Regions from separate parts of the Homo sapiens genome. Here region 1 is linked to region 2. The links are chromatin loops, found by intact Hi-C in ENCODE. Cell type or tissue: dorsolateral prefrontal cortex. All regions are shown on one strand. Links, peaks and the distances in the headings refer to the core of each region. The heading gives the core; the rest is flanking DNA. Region 1 has its middle 7.3 kb from the start of SYNDIG1. Region 2 has its middle 89 kb from the start of SYNDIG1.

Region 1 (2,912 bases), core at 185-2,684, 82 kb before region 2:
TGAGCAGCCCATTCACACAACGGACAGCCAGAAATCAGGTAAGACAGAACACTAAGTTCAAGCCCCCCACATGCCCATAAGGACGTGGCGGCTCTTTCTTTTGTTGTCCTGTATGGCTGGCCCTGCAGTTGTTCTGCTCTCTCCTGACCTCAGTCTTCCACTTCTTGTTCTTAGATTGTCACTTGACCTGAACACAGACTTGGCCTTACATTCTCCTGGGCATTTCTGGCTATCATGGGTAATGACCCAGCCTGTCCACACCAGAGCCTGCATCCTCCTTGTGTCAACAAAGTGGCTGTCCTCATGTCCCCCAGAAACCTGCCTCACCCCTGTCCTGCCTGAGCAGATGGCTTCTCTTTGAATTTTATCTAGTTAATAATTTCTATGATTCAGTTAATTATCCCATAATACATACCTATTATTATGACTGAATGTGGTATCATAATCTTCAGTATCTTTAAGAAAATTGTAGTTCAGCTGAAAGCTGGAAAACATGCTTGTTCTCAGGACCATTAGAGATTAGGGGAAAAAAAAGAAAAGAGAAAGAAAAATCTTAGCTTTACAAAACTTTGCTACAGGATGACCTGTGAGGCCAGAATTTGTAGCATATGCTCAAAAACTCGAGCTTCCAAAAATGGATACAGACATCGACTTCAATCTAGGCACCAAGCGAACAGTGCAATGCACCTCTTTACTAAGATAAAGGAAGACTGTATTTTTTTTTTTTTGCTGTACAAGTGTAGCTCTAGCATCAAGAAAAACTAAGAGGTTGGGATTCTTGAAAATATTGCTGGTGCAGAACTAAGCATTTAAACGTCATTAATTATTAGCATGGTTGCTGGCACTTTCTAAAAGGCCTAAGAACCCATTTTTTGGCTCAAGAAGACATATTTCTTGCTGCATTTGCTTTTTTTCTGCGAGCGAAAAAAATTCTTTTGCAAAAATAACCACTTGTGTAATTCTGCAGCATGTGAAACTGGAGGAAGGAAACACAAAGGTAAGCAATTTCATTTTTGTGATTCTCTGTTTATCATTCATATTTTAAGAAAAGAATGCCTTTAAACAAAGGAACTTACTCAGGCGAGTGCCTGAACCAAAGGCAACTCTCTGCAGCATGCTGGCTTCTGTTCCCTGGGCAGTTGTCATGCAGATCAGCACTGGCCCACAAAGAACCCTTATTTTGCTTCTGCACAGCTGGCATGGCAGCTGGTCCTTAGGGGCATTCCTTTAATGCAGTTTGCTTGCTATCAGGCACCCAGGTCCCACAAGGGTCTCCTCCCATAGCATGTATTAAGCATGGCCTCACATCATCTATCCAATTTGGGGGTACAGGACACATTTGCCCTGGCCAGCAGCATAAAGAAGAGTTCCTTCTGTTCAAGAGCCACCTGAAAATACAGAATTGATTGAAAGAGGACTCATCAGCTAAGATAGACCTTGTCAAATGTACATAAAGCTTTTCTCACCCGCAGCCATGGCGAAAAAAATAGCAAAACAAAGTGATTTAACCAATAACGAAGAAGCTGTTGTATCCACAGTGGTAGAGTCACACTTTGGGAGGCCCAGTCCCCAGATGTATTCTTTCCTTGCCTCTGTGTTTGTCAGTTGGCTTGGCGAGTGTTTGTTGGTGTCTGCTACTGGACAGATACAGAGCAGCTGTTGGGGGCACAGGAGCAGGTGAGCCTGGCAGGTATGGCCCTGCCCAAAAGGACAAGTAAACAGCAGTGATTATGCAGAGTGATGACTGCTCCAAAGGGGAGAGGAAGGGCTCCTGGGGGAGCAGAGAGGGAGGGGGCCCCATGAAGACAGGGAGTAATCAAGATTGCTGAGACCTGAGGAGCAGGGGTGGCCTGTGTGTGGGTGCTTGTGACCCTGGGGGTGGGGGAAGGCGGTGCTCCTAGGGGCAGTGTTGCTCTTTCTGATTTTTGAGTTTGAAGAAGCATGGAGCACCAGAGTGTAGGATGCGTAAGGTGAGGCCAGAAAGATGGGTAGTGGTCTCATCACTAAAGGCCTCACACCAGGTTTTAGGAGATTGGGCTTCATCCTGGGCTGCAAGCAACCTGTGAATAGAGTGATAGAATCGGATTGGTATAGGTAAGCTGTGAGTGATCTTCCCCAGACTGCAGAGAATGGTGATGAGCCTTGATGATTCTTCACTTGCTTTGAAATAGTCACACTGATGTTTCTCACACTCTTTGCAATGCAAACACCTGAAGGCATGGGCCATGACTCTCTGTTAGGGTGGCCCCTTGAATCCCCATTTCCTATCCCCCTTTCCTGGCTGCAAAGCTAGCCCACCCTGGAAGGAAGATCCATTGACTACATCCCACTTCCTGGGAACATGACAGCGGGCCTGCCCCCCTCTCTGTGGGCTGCACCCTCTCCTGTCTGGAGCTTTGTTATTTATTCACCTTTTGTGCTTCACTTACTGGACTGGAGGCTTTTCCAGTGTAAGGACTACATGTGTTGCACAAGTGTGTGTCCCAGTGTGCAGGTGCATGTGCGAGTATGAAGGCGGGTGTGGGGGGAGTGTCTTCATCTATCTCCAGACTCCCAGCAGCATCACCCTGAGCACGGCTGTTCCAGGTTAGAGCTGAAGAGCTTCGGAGAGCTGCACATGGCACCACATGAATGTTTTGGGATATTTGTACTGCAACAGTGCTTATTTCTTACAATTCATAGATATTTTGTGTCTTTTTTCTTTCTATACAAATATATTTGGTAATTAATAACTTGCATTATCTCTAATAATAATGTACTTTGTCCTGTCAAGAAACTGTTTAGACTCCCCAAAAGCAAACAAGTAGAAAAATACATTCTTAAAAAACAGTATACATTTATTTCTCATAATTCTGGAGGCTGGGAAGTCCATGCTCAGCATGCTGACAGGCGAGGACTCTCCTCCTGGTGGA
Region 2 (2,912 bases), core at 276-2,775:
TGAGGTACCTCACAGATTCTCTCACTCTGCTGTGGCCATGGACATAAATCTATCCCAAAGGCAGGGGCAGCGGCCTTCCGTGGAAGCCTGAGCAGGTGGATAAGGATGCCTGAGTTTCTCACCCCACACACCTCTTCCTGCTACTTTGTAGCTCAAGAGCTTGGAAACACGATGAATTCCCATTGGTAACACTCTAAGACTTAATGAGATGTGTTTCCAGCTAAATCAGTGAGATGGGATCTAAAGTCCAAATTGAATTGGAAGTTGCAGATAGAGAGCTACCCTTACCTGAAGTACCCAAGATTCCATGTTTCTTAGGTCAAGAAGAGAGCACCTCTTTCTCACTTCTTTCACTGCCAGATGGAGAGGAATTAATGCAAGGGACCTGACGTGAGTGGCCCCCCAGGGCTACAGCCTAATGCACAGTGGGCTTCTTCCCATAGAAAGTTAGGTGTGATGGTAGCAGGAAGCTGGAAAGGTTTAGGGAACAATACAGAGTTCGCCCAGTTGGTTTAAATGAAGAGACTTTAGTGAAAGGACCATTTAGAGGTAAGGAACAGCGTTATGGAAGAAAATCAGGTGTGGTTAAGCACCTGCAGCCAGCAGCGACAGGAGGTTATGTTACTGTCCTTAAGGCCTCGTGAACAGAAAGTGAGAGAAGTTTACTGTAGCCTGGTGAGCTGTGAGCTGTGGAAAAGGTCATCCAGTGGGAGCTGCATGTGCAGATGACACAGTCACCATCAGGACAAGGTACTGGGACGGGGAAGTATTCAGGAAGAAACACCTGGTTTCTCTCTACTCTTGCTCTCCAGTGCTCTTCTGGTGCCTATTGGTCAGACCTAACCAGAAACCTGCAAGTCTGGAGTTAGCCTCGTGGTCTGCATGTATCCTCCTCGAGCACACAGCGTGGCAGAAAAAGTTGTAGAATGAATCTGGGGCAGAAAACAAAGAATGATGAAGGCTGATGCCAAGGTCTAAGTCAGGTGCATGGTCCAAGCTTACACCTTCAATTTCTTTTGGGCATACACCTACCAGTGGGATTGCTGGATCATATGGTGGCTCTATTTGCAGTTTTTTGAGGAGTCTCCAAACTGTCCTCCATAGTGATTGTACTAATTTACATTCCCACCAATAGCGTACAAGGGTTCACTTTTCTTCACATCCTCATCAGCATTTGTTATTGCCTGTCTTTTGGATAGAGGCCATTTTAACTGGAGGGAGATAATACCTCATTGTAGTTTTGATTTGCATTTCTCTGTTTATCAATGATGTTGAGTGCCTTCTCAAATGCCTGTTTGCCATTTGTATGTCTTCTCCTGAGAAATATATATTCAGATATTTTGCCATTTTATGATCAGATTATTAGGTTTTTTCCTGTGGAGTTGTTTGAGCTCCTTCTATATTCTGGTTATTAATACCTTGTCAGATGGGTGGTCTGCAAAATTTTTTCTCCTATTCTGTGGGTTGTCTCTTCACTTTGTTGACTGCTTCCTTTGCTGTGCAGAAGCTTTGTAACTTGATGTGATCCCATTTGTCCATGTTTGCTTTGGTTGCCTGTGCTCAATGAATAGTTCAAGTCCTGGAACCAAAATGATGTTCCCTGGAGCAGGAGGGCAAATGAATAAGAAGGACATCTGGAGAAATTTCAGGATGGGTTTGGAAGCTGTAATCTTAAATTGGGCTTGGAGGATGTCATTTTATTTGCAGCAGGTCAGTGCATCCTCAGGGGACCGAGGGGAGCTGGAGCCACACAGTCTCTATGTGTTGTTTCACCAGAGCTGCATGGAAGCCTGCCCAGCAGCCACTCCCAGGGCATGGATTCCACAGCCCGGCAGCCTTGTCTTTGCCTTCTGCTGAGCTGCGGCTTGTCTCCAGCATCCCACAGCCCAGCTTTTCTGATGAGTGGGAATGTTGGGATGAATCCCCAGAAAGTCTTTATCATACATGTTAATGTCTGGACCAAAAGCTACTTTAGCCAAAACAATGAGTCACCTCTAAAGCACTTAACATTCAGTTCACTTTCATCACCCGTAAAATGGAAGTTAAACTCAGGTCAAGATATCAAGAGGGAATGAGAGAGAATGTATAATTTGGGGGCAGAAAATAGGCTAAGAATATGCTGGCAAAAGAAAAATAGCAGAGAGTTTGGCAAGAGGCAAGAAGGGAAGTAACTGAGTCCAGGAGAATGGTGTTGGACAGAGGGAGAGGTCCAGGGAGAGGCGGGGAGGTAAGGAGAGGCTGTAAAACTCAGAGAGGCTTCTGAGAAAGGAGAAGTGACAGACCTTGAAGTGAGATTACACGCTGTGAAGAAAAGAAGGGGAGGAAGGTGGTGGAAAGACAGCTAGAAAGTGGGGTGGGAAATGGTTAAGAGAGAGACAGAACCATAATTAGGAGAGAAATTCGTGACACAATATTCCTATAAAACAGATATTTGGCATAGGTTCCTCTGGAAAATGTGACTAATTGTAGCTCACATATATTAAGTTAAAATTCATTTATTTACAAATGCTATAATTTGAGGCTGAATATAATTTCTTTATAAAAGTCAAGCAGTAAAGAGTTGAACTCTCAAGGAAATAATTAGGACAATAATAATAATTTAAAAAGTCAGGCACCAAAATTAACCCAGAATTAGAATAATAATGTGGGATCAGATGGCACCAGAGTTGGGATGGGACTCCAGTCTCATCATTTAGCTGTCTGCCTGTGAGCAGCTGGCGGCACATGGAGCTCAGAGCTCAGGGCAACTGGGGGTAATCTGCAAACACAGGACTGCTTGTGCGATGGGGAGGTCTGCATAGGGGCCTTGCTGCTGGGCCGGGGAGTTGTCAGTTCAAATGCACATGCACACACACATACACACACACACATATACACACAAATATACTACACACACATAGATATATATACCC

Evidence for each region. Peaks named below come from ENCODE experiments on the same cell type or tissue, not always from the same donor. Only the 100,000 strongest peaks of a DNase experiment are listed, where the experiment ranks them.
Region 1: it touches region 2 in a loop (2.6-fold over the local background); 7 of 110 quality-filtered maps call a loop at or near these places.

What each region holds. Positions count from the first base shown.
Region 1 is chr20:24,460,903-24,463,814 of GRCh38, reverse strand. No RefSeq gene overlaps it. Among named protein-coding and RNA genes, the nearest start is that of SYNDIG1, 7.3 kb to the left of the region's middle. RefSeq lists an enhancer at 1,747-2,654. In dorsolateral prefrontal cortex, for the core only: no CTCF peak of the experiment used is centred there; a DNase peak (open chromatin) is centred at 1,154; H3K4me3 peaks cover 592 bases; H3K27ac peaks cover 2,500 bases.
Region 2 is chr20:24,378,683-24,381,594 of GRCh38, reverse strand. No RefSeq gene overlaps it. Among named protein-coding and RNA genes, the nearest start is that of SYNDIG1, 89 kb to the left of the region's middle. In dorsolateral prefrontal cortex, for the core only: no CTCF peak of the experiment used is centred there; a DNase peak (open chromatin) is centred at 1,797; H3K4me3 peaks cover 809 bases.